3 separate regions of the Homo sapiens genome follow, and regions 2 and 3 are each linked to region 1. Evidence: chromatin contacts called from ENCODE Hi-C or POLR2A ChIA-PET data. All regions are on one chromosome and are shown on one strand. Each heading gives the region's core, a stretch centred on a gene start or an enhancer-like site at or near the end of the contact. The rest is flanking DNA. Distances are from core to core; before and after follow the strand shown. Region 1 has its middle 82 kb from the start of MREG. Region 2 overlaps ATIC (5-aminoimidazole-4-carboxamide ribonucleotide formyltransferase/IMP cyclohydrolase). Region 3 has its middle 28 kb from the start of IGFBP-AS1.

Evidence for each region. Hi-C counts contacts between places; a loop is a spot of excess contacts on that map. ChIA-PET counts read pairs that join two places held with the same protein, here RNA polymerase II (POLR2A). Pooled maps may share reads with other maps.
Region 2: a map with no recorded cell type shows a loop between it and region 1 (3-fold over the local background). The contact joins two enhancer-like sites. A Hi-C loop is called at or near these places in 2 of 168 maps with a recorded cell type or tissue (GM12878 and naive thymus-derived CD4-positive, alpha-beta T cell), 7 of 37 single-sample maps with no recorded cell type and 5 of 50 pooled maps. POLR2A ChIA-PET finds 5 or more read pairs at or near these places in 1 of 52 experiments (PC-9).
Region 3: a loop to region 1 is called in a pooled map, with 8 times the contacts of the local background. The contact joins two enhancer-like sites. A Hi-C loop is called at or near these places in 3 of 168 maps with a recorded cell type or tissue (CD4-positive, alpha-beta T cell, GM12878 and mammary epithelial cell), 2 of 37 single-sample maps with no recorded cell type and 8 of 50 pooled maps.

The regions. Positions count from the first base shown.
Region 1 is chr2:215,929,850-215,933,033 of GRCh38, forward strand. No RefSeq gene overlaps it. Among named protein-coding and RNA genes, the nearest start is that of MREG, 82 kb to the right of the region's middle. Within about 2 kb of position 1,567, at least 2 of the 41 ENCODE cell types and tissues checked have a DNase peak (open chromatin) inside an H3K27ac peak, as active enhancers do; they include PC-9, where a contact is called at or near this core.
Region 2 is chr2:215,327,520-215,330,802 of GRCh38, forward strand. All of the region lies in intron 7 of ATIC (5-aminoimidazole-4-carboxamide ribonucleotide formyltransferase/IMP cyclohydrolase), which reads left to right. Among named protein-coding and RNA genes, the nearest start is that of ATIC, 17 kb to the left of the region's middle. Within about 2 kb of position 1,519, at least 2 of the 41 ENCODE cell types and tissues checked have a DNase peak (open chromatin) inside an H3K27ac peak, as active enhancers do; they include PC-9, where a contact is called at or near this core.
Region 3 is chr2:216,664,491-216,667,604 of GRCh38, forward strand. No RefSeq gene overlaps it. Among named protein-coding and RNA genes, the nearest start is that of IGFBP-AS1, 28 kb to the right of the region's middle. Within about 2 kb of position 1,366, at least 10 of the 41 ENCODE cell types and tissues checked have a DNase peak (open chromatin) inside an H3K27ac peak, as active enhancers do.

The DNA.
Region 1 (3,184 bases), core at 317-2,816:
CATCACCCTCTCTCAATTCTGACACATCTTGTTCCCATTCTTGCCATCCTCTGATCCATTCGCAATGCATGGCAAGTTATTGTTTCACAACATAAGTCAGCTCCTGGCTCTCCAAGGCAGACACCCTTCTCTGGTCGCACAAGGCAGGAACTGAAGATCCACCCTTCCTCGTGCCTCCAGCGCTCTGCTCATCATGACCCCCTAAGCTACTCCAGACATGCTCTGCTCCCTTTCGCCCTCAGCTATGCCAAAGCCTTTATCGCCTCCAGCCCTTTGCACTTGCTGTTCCCTCTGCCTGGGCCCCTCTTCCTTCACATCTTTGCATGACTGACTGGCTGTGACTCATCCTTTAAGGGTCCCAACTCAGACCTCTCTCAGAGAAGAGGCCCCTGACCACCCTGTGCAGAGGGGCCCCACTCAGTTCCACCTTATCTCATCCAGTGTTCCTGTTACAGCACTGCTTGCAAATTGTAGTTACCTTGTTTGTTTGTCTACTCTGTTCTCATCTGCCTTACCCACTAGAAACTGGATCCAATCTTTTCTTTTTATTCAAACACCTTCTATAAATATTTGCTTTTTGTTTTTGTTTTTGTTTGAGACAGGGTCTCACTCTGTTGCCCAAGATGGAGTGCAGTGGCGCGATCACTATGAAAAGATCAGGTCACAGGGATACAAAGACGACCAGGATTTGTAGTTGACCAGGATTTGGTGCTACCCTAAAAGAGGTCTTCTTTTCTGGGGGACAGGGACACAGTAATGTAAACGTGTATTTCAATGCAATATGATAAATGTTCTGAGTACTTTTGCTATTGAAGCACAGAGATAAAGCTCTCTCCAAGTCTGAGTCATATTTGTTCTGGAAGAATCAAGGAATTTTGAAGACAGAAAAATGAAGCAAGGGCTCTCCGGTTTTATTTGCAATGTTCTGTGTTTCCAAATCACTTTTAGTAATCTGCCTTTTGAGAGAGGCATCCCCTTTACCACCCTGCCTAAGAGGAAAATTAATTCGATAATTATTTAAAATTTGGTAGGTTTCAAAGGAATGGGTATTTGGAGCACACTTCACTAGTCTTTCCCCTTTTGTTTTAAAAATTTGCCAAAGTAAAAAGTTGCTTTAGAAAGTAGAAAACCAATAATGACACTAGCAACCTGGAATGCAGTAGAGGCAGCTATCCGGCATATCTCAGATTATAATATTCAAATACATGCCGAAGACAAACACAATTTGGCATGCTACAGAACTAGAGAAACAGGTAGGCCTGAGAGTTACTTGAATTTTTTCTGGGGCAGAAACTCAGAAATCCAAAAATGATCTTATTTACAAGCCTTTAGTCTGAGTTGACCTTTCTTCTTTAAAAGACATCGATGCCCTTTCGTTGTTTCATTTTCTGCCAATTTCCAAATGTTCTCCAAGAAAAAGACAACCTCTGAAATTCACCAAAAAATGAATAAATAAAAACCCTCTAAATCAATCACTAAATGAGGAAAAATAGACAGAACTTCGTTAATTGACTCAGGCTTTTAAAAATTGTCTCTCCTGATGGGGACTGAGGGATGAGATCTTGAAGCTCACAGAACACAGAGTGAGTCAACAGCGGCATCTAGTGTTCAATCAGAATCCTGCAAAGCCCCTCGTTGGAGATGGGAGGATCTGTGTGTTATTGTAAGAGGCAAATCAGTTACATTTATCCACTCGTGGAAATCATTGAGAAGCACTCACCCGAGTGTTTATGGTGCTGCTTCCATAGATGTTCACAGGAGAAGGACGCAGGTTGTCCTAATTCCAGAGAGACGGAACATCACACAGCCTTGGCATGCATCTCACCTGCATCTCAGCCTCATCTCAGCTTCCCCTCAGACTCAAACTCAAAGACAGGACTATGTGCCTGAGAGTCCCTGAAGGGCAGAAGCCCTCTAAGGTGGTTTATCAGCCTTCTCTGGAGTAAACGGAATAGATTGTGTTAATTGTTGGAAATAATCCTGCTTTTGCCTTAACTTTTTTCTGGACACCCTGAACTCTTCAGTGAATAGTGAATTCTGGGGAAACTATTTAATCGGCTACAATCTATAAATAAGGGGTGATTTTGGATCTGTGTATGCCAGTGATTTTCACCATTTTTCCCCAGCAATGAAATGATTTAAGGGAAAAACATGAGATATTTGGAATGACAATGTTACAAAGAATAGATACATATACATAATCTATAGCTGATCTCTTTAAAGGGGGGTTGGTGTAGAAAAACCAGACCTACAGGCACTCAGCCATCCAGAACTCCCACCCTTCCCTTGCCTCTCCTCACCCCACTCTCCTTGGCCCCCCACCCTATTGGCCCCAGCCCCGTGCCACTCCCAGCTGCTGAGGCTTATCTGCAGAGACCTAGGTCCTCCTAGAATAACAGAAGCCTTTTAAACTTGGATCTGTTTTCTTTAGGAGAAAAGTGACAGAAAGGCACCCAACAGACCTGGGCAAAGGATACAAGGTACATTAATACAGGTTAAGATGTAACCTAGCGGACACAGAGAGCTACAAAAAGGGGGAGGCTTAGCAGCATTTTGGCAGTTGGAAAGACAAGCTTCCCTTGTTTTCTATACCCACCAAGGTGCCCTGCCTTCATCCTCACCACTTTGCTGATGGCATTATGTCTTTGGCTGAGGATGCCATCAGATCCTTTGGGAAATTCTCCTTGCCATTCTGAGAGATTTTATACCCTCCTGAGCCCTCCCGGGGGCTGCCCACCTGTCTGCCCATAGATGCAAGTTACTGGTGACAGTGCCAGCAAAAATCTGAAGGTTTACTGAAAGGAGAGTCAGTGGGCAGTATCTTCCTAACACCATGTGCCTTGGAGCTTCCTCTATAATTATTCATTCATTCACTTCATTCACTGAGAAAGCATAATTGGGTATATTCCAAACTACCCCAACCAAAAGGCCAGCATTTGTTATGGTTGGAAACTACTTGTTTACCTAGATTATAAAAATAATAAGCCCGGGCACAGTGGCTCATGCCTGTAATCCCAGCACTTTGGGAGGCCGAGGCAGGTGGATCACCTGAGGTCAGGAGTTCACGACCAGCCTGGCCAACATGGTGAAACCCGTCTCTACTAAAAATACAAAAAATTAGCTGGGCATGGTGGTGAGCGCCTGTAATCCCAGCTACTCAGGAGGTGGAGGCAGGAGAAACACT
Region 2 (3,283 bases), core at 269-2,768, 600 kb before region 1:
GACTTTCTCTGGGTTTGTAGAGTTTAGAGAGGGTTTTTAAATGTGTGTCCTGTTCTGTTCCAAAGGTAGGCTGTGAGAGCCTGTCCTGCTCTGGTACAAGGGAGAGTAGGGGCAGGGACAGAGGTGAGAGTCCCAGGCATGGAGGCCTTGGAATCCCAAGCACTACCGGTGCAGCTGGCCTTGGCTGAGAGCAAGGGCAGCCTCCTTCCTGCCTGGGGCGGTCAGCATTTGGTGAGGGGGTGCAGCCTGGGCTTCCTTTCCCTGTCATCAGCTGAGAGAGCGATGGGGGAGGGGAGCAGCGTGCCAGGTGGGAGGAGAATCTGAAAGTTTCTTCACGTTTGCCGCGTTCTATTGTTCTGCCTCAGATAGATTTTTTTTTTTTTTTTTTAAATTAAGACAACGGAGTCTCGCTCTGTCACCCAGGCTGGAGTGCAGTGGCGCAATCTCTGGTTCAAGCGATTCTCCTGCCTCAGCCTCCTGAGTAGCTGGGATTACAGGTGCGCACCACAATGCCTGGCTAGTTTTTCTGTTTTTAGTAGAGATGGGGTTTCACCATGTTGGCCAGGCTGGTCTCAAACTCCTGACCTCAAGTTATCTGCCTATCTCAGCCTCCCAGAGTGCTGGGATTACAGGCGTGAGCCACCACACCTGGCCTCAGATCTCAGATACACTTTGACACTAACACTTCCCAAATCCCCACAGACACCCTGTGAAGTCCTGTAGGCTGAAGTAATCTAAGTAATTTGTTTTCTCTCGGCCTTTCTGGGCTTCACAGCACAGTAATCTTTTAAAAATGGAAATCGGATGATGTCAGACCCTACTTAAAGCCATTCCTTGGCTTTTCTTAAGCACTTTGCCCTGCCCCACAAACCCTGTGCTGCCTGCCTGCCTCCTATCTGCCCCCTCAGCAGCTCTCCCTGCGCCTGCTGCTAGCCCCTCCGCCCTGTGCCTCCAAGTGGGCCCAGCTCTTTCCACTCCAGCGCCTCTGGCTCCTTGTCCCCTTCACCCAGAATTCTTCCCTCTGCCCTTCACCGTCCTGGTTTCTTGTTATTCAGGCCTCACCTCCTCAGAGAAGCCTTCCTTGACCGCTTAGACCAAAGTAGCAGCCCATCATGCTTTCATCCCATCACCCTGTTTTGCTGCATGTGTTTCTATTCAATCTGTTCAAATTGTCTTCCCCCATTAGGATGGCAGCTTCCTTTTTTTTTTTTTTTTGAGATAGAGTTTCACTCTTTTCGCCCAGGCTGGAGTGCAGTGGTGCGATCTTGGCTCGCTGCAAACTCCACCTCCCGGGTTGAAGTGATTCTCCTGCCTCGGCCTCTCAAGTAGCTGGGACTACAGGCGCCTGCCACCACACCTGGCTAATTTTGTATTTTTAGTAGAGATAGGGTTTCACCACGTTGGCCAGGCTGGTTTTGAACTCCTGACCTCAGGTGATCTGCCTGCCTCGGCCTCCCAAAGTGCTGGGATTACAGGCATGAGCCACAGCGCCCAGCCAGGATGTCAGCTTTTGAGAGCAGAAGCTGCATCTGTTTTTGTTTGTCGCTGAATCCCCAGGGCTTAGAAGACTGCTTGGCACATTCCCTAAATGTTTACTGAATGAATAATTAGCAACCTGACATTTTGCACAAATTTTTCCTTGTAGGACTTCTTGAAACTGATTTGTCTGCTGTTATATCTGACCTATTTCCTGCTTATAGTTTATATTCTCCATTAAGATTCTGAGACAAAAAAATCCCCATGTACTGTCAGTTCTTATACTTTTCATTTTCCAAAGCATTTTCATTGGACTATATAAAAGCCTTCATTGTTCCTTAGACTGTGTGTGCGTTTCTTTTGAAGTTTAAAGTATTATTTGTGGTAAACATGGCAGAGGCGGCCCTGGACACGTAAATAAGCGTTTCTTGTGCGAGATTCCCAGGATTTCTCCCCAACATGGGCTTATTTCCACAATAGAAAAGGCACTTTGCCTTTTCATGTGGTTTGAGTATTTGGCAGTGATGTTATTACAGAGTGTATGGTTGCGATTGTATCTAAAACAAAATTGAAGCAAGAACAAAGATGGGGTTGTGTGAGTGTGTGTATGTGTCTGAGATTTTAATGACTGGTTTGCTTATGATTGGAAAGAAGAAAATTCCTATTTATTTCAGCTATTTACTAGATTAAGCAACTTTCAGCATTTCTCTGGCACTTTCTATTTCAGTTATTAATGTCTTTGAAAATTTGATATTTGAAGGGGAACCGGATACTCTTTTTTTTTTGAGGCAGAGTCTTGCTCTGTCGCCCAGGCTGGAGTGCAGTGGCATGATCTCGGCTCACCACAACCTCCGCCTCCCAGGTTCAAGTGATCTCCTGCCTCAGCCTCCTGAGTAGTTGGGATTACAGGCATGTACCACCAGGCCCAGCTAATTTTTGTATTTTTAGTAAAGACAGAGTTTCACCATATTGGCCAGACCAGTCTGAAACTCCCAACCTCAGGTGATCCACCCACCTTGGCCTCCCAAAGTGTTGGGGATTACAGGCATGAGCCACCGCACCCATCCAGATACGCTTAACTATGAGATGTTTCAGAAACCAAAAGTTTTCTCCCACTTATCAACCTTAGCCTAAACCATCTATGAGGAGTGGGAGGGAGATGGGGGAGTTGTACATATGGTGTTTTGTTTTATTATGCCTGTTGTATGCCTTAGGGGATATTTTACTTCTATTGTTTACTATTTATTGCCTAGTTTGTTTTCTTCTGTGCCTCTCGCATAAATTTCATGAGGACAGTGATTTTATTTGACTTGATTTTTGGTTGGGGGAATTATTTTTTCAAGTTCTTTTTAAAACGGGCTTTATTTTTTTAGAGTAGTTACAGGTTTACAGAAAAAATACACGGTGATTATAGGGAATTTCCATATACCCCGCTTCCCCGCAGTTTCTCCTGTTAACATCATGCATTAGTGTGGTGTATTTGTTACAACTGATGAACCGATTTTGATTCATTATTAACCAAGGTTCATAGTTTAACATTCATTCTTTGTGTTGTACATTCTGTGTATTTGGAAAAATGCACAGTGGCATGTCTCCCCCATTACAGTATCATGCAGAATAGTTTCAATGCCCTAAAACTCCCTTGTGCTCCTCCGCCTCATCCCTCCTTTCCCTTCTCCCCAACCCTTTGCAACCACTGTTATCTTTTTCTCTTTTCTTTTTTTTTTTTTTGGAATGGAGTCTTGCTATGTTGTCTGAGCTGGTTTTGATATCCTGGGACTCAAGCAGTCCTTCCGCCTTGGCCTCT
Region 3 (3,114 bases), core at 116-2,615, 730 kb after region 1:
GGCCTAGGTTGGCCTACCCGCCATCATCCAGCTTTGCCCCTGGCTCCTAGGAAAATGGGAAAGGCCGTTTCCGTTTCCCATTCATGAAATGGCAATAAGAAGGAATGGGAACCTCCTGAATCCAGATCAAACCCTCCAGTGCAGCCCCAGGACTCCCAGGTGAGGCTTCTGCCCCCATGTGGCCCCTGCCTGGCGCTGTACAGGGGCAGGATGAGTCACGGGCTGGGGATGGGGAGATGTGGAGCGTGGGTCCGGCTTCCTCCCTCGCACATTCAGATAACACTGCAGTGGGAGATAAGGAACAGGAAACGTTGGGATTGGGGTTGTCTGGCCCCTGAAATAAAGGAGGCTCCCTCCTGCCCAGGGTGAGACATTTCCACTCAGCCCCCAAAGAAAGGGAGTAGGGCTGTGGTTAACTGGCTTATTCATAAGGATGACACCACTGAGAATTCAGATGCTGCTCTCTAAGGGGCCCAAGGGATTTGGTGTCCAGACCAGCAAATATCAATTGAAACAAAGGGCTATGAGTGTGTCAAGGTGTGCAGGCTGAGGGACTGTGGAAGGAGGCACAGAATGTGGCCTTTCTTAGCAGAGTTCCACATCAGAGCTCACCTACATCTGCCATTCTGTTCTGCTGGCCTCTCAACTCCAGTGAATTCCAGGGGGCTTATGCACCCCGACCCCTGCCTTTGCAATGGGCCATGGGGGGAGAAAGCTCACCATTTGAGGCCCACAGTCCCTGCCCCCCTAACCTTCCTCGGTACGTGGCCCAGGGCCTGGCCTCTCCTGTCACTCCCCTCTCCTGTGGCTGGAGTCTGATCCCTTCCCACAGAGGAGGGGCTCCCTAGGGGCCTGGCCCAATCCACTACCTTCCAGACCTTCCATCTGGTGAGTGTAGGGAGGCGGAGGGATGGCGGGCCCTTTACCAGGTGTGACATAAGTGTAGCTGGAATGCAAGACAGCTTTTGGAAATGGCACAAGATGAGCTTTCTTGGAGTGCAGGAAAACCAGATCCCCAAGAATAGATGGAGCCATGCCAGGAGGGTGTGTTCTAGGCTGCACCGGGCCAAGGCCAGCACTTGGCCACAGCCCCAAAAGTATTCATTCAGCGGATCCTTGTGCATCCGTGAAACAGGCACTATTGTTAGTTACACTTTACAGATGAGGAAAAGTGTAACTAGAAGTGCCCAAACTCTCCTGCCCTGGGTCTGGGGACCCCTAACTCCAGCGTGTGGCAGCCACCCACCCCTGAGTTATACTGGCCCCGTGGATGGAAGCAGGTGAGACGCTTGGAGAGGGCCTAGAGGGCTCTGGGCACTGGATGGACCTGGAGCTTGAAGCTCAGCAGTCCCTGCATGGGGTCTGATTGTCTTTCATTCGGCGCATGCGTGCTGCAGCTGGCCCTTCCCCCTGCCCTCTGAGTTGCTGCAAAGAGCAGTCAGCCCCGGGGCTGCTGTCCCCAGGTGGAGCTGCTATCCCTGGGTGGAGCAGCCCGTGCCTGCCCTCCTGGGAAGCCTGGTGTTTCTCAACCTCGGTGAACATTTGACTCGACGGCGGCACTTAAAACAAAAACTGATGCCAGTACCTCAGCTTCAGACATTCTGATGTAACTGGTTTGCCATGGAGCCCAGGCAGGGTCTTTTTCCTTTCTTAGGTTCCATGGTGATTGTGAACCAGGGAGGGATAAGGCAAGAAAAAGGCCGGAGTCAGGACACCTGGGCTTGGATCCTTTCCCACCACTTCGTTTTCCATTGCCTGGGGCTATGCTGTCCACCTTCTCTGAGCCTGTTTTCCTCATCTGTCTATTGGGGATGTTATCAGCCTCAAATAGCAGGGTGGTATTAGTGTGAGACTAGATGTGAAGGTGCTTTGAAAACTAGGACTGTATAAAACGGGAGGGGTTACTATGGGGCCATTGTTGGGTCAGGTGTTTGCCAGACCTCACGCCCCAGGGCTGCCACCTTGTCCATTCTTTGAACTTTTCCAGAGGGCTTCTGAGGATGCCACAATCTCCTTGCCCATTTCCCCTCCATTACCCTTAGTGCTCTTGTACCCAACCCTCTGAAGAGGTAGCTTTTATGGGTGAGTGGGTGAGCAGCACCTCCGCTGTGGCTCTAGCTGCAGGAACCACACTCACTGATGTGCAGTGCAACCTAGAAACCTTTGCCGAGAGGAAGCATCATTGCATCCACGTGGGAAGATGGCTGGCTGGGCAGGGATCTTGAAGATGTCAAGCACATCTCTCACCTGGAACTAACTGTGCCTCTTTGAACGTTAAGCAAACACCGGGGCTATACTGCCACTGTGTGGCAGCATGCAGAACTGCAGCTGAGCCTACATCGGGCCCTTGGAGAGTCTGTTGCATTGAAGAGGAGTGGTCCAGAAGGAGTCAGCTGGAGACGTTGTTACCACTGGCCCTATCCCAGATCCCCTGAGTTAGAAGCTCGGGGAGGGGCCTGGGAGTCTGCATTGAAACTTGCTTCCTGTGTGGTTCTTATGGAGGACTGGTTGACTTCATTTATAGGATCCAGGGCAAAATAAAAATATGGAGTCCCTTATTCAGAAATTATTAAGAATGTCAAGACAGAAATAGCAGAACATTAAACTAAGTGTCAGCCTTGTATGACTGCATGGGTCATGCCCACGGGGCTATCCCTCTTCTTATGCTCTCTACATTTGGACAGTCACCACTGTCATCCCTGAATCTGTTTGATGTGTCTTGAATACTAACTACATAATAAGATGTGGTGGTTAAAAGCGTAACCATGGAGGTGAGGTAGTCTTTGAACAGAATCAGACTCTTGAGTTATGTGCCTTTGGACATATTTCTAACCTCTGTGAATCTCATTTACTTCCTCTTTAAATATTGGGATAGTTTCTATCTTAAAAGACTTGCTTTGAGAATATAAAATCATTTCTGTCACACGGTAAGTGCTGCCTAAATGTAGCTCTCGGCCTTGCATGGTGGCTTACGCCTGTAATCCTGGCACTTTGGGAGGCCAAGGCGGGTGGATCAACCGAGGTCAGGAGTTCAAGACCAGCCTGGCCAACGTGGTGAAACCCCGTCTCTACTAAAAAATACAAAAATTAGCCGGACTCGGTGGCGGGTGCCTG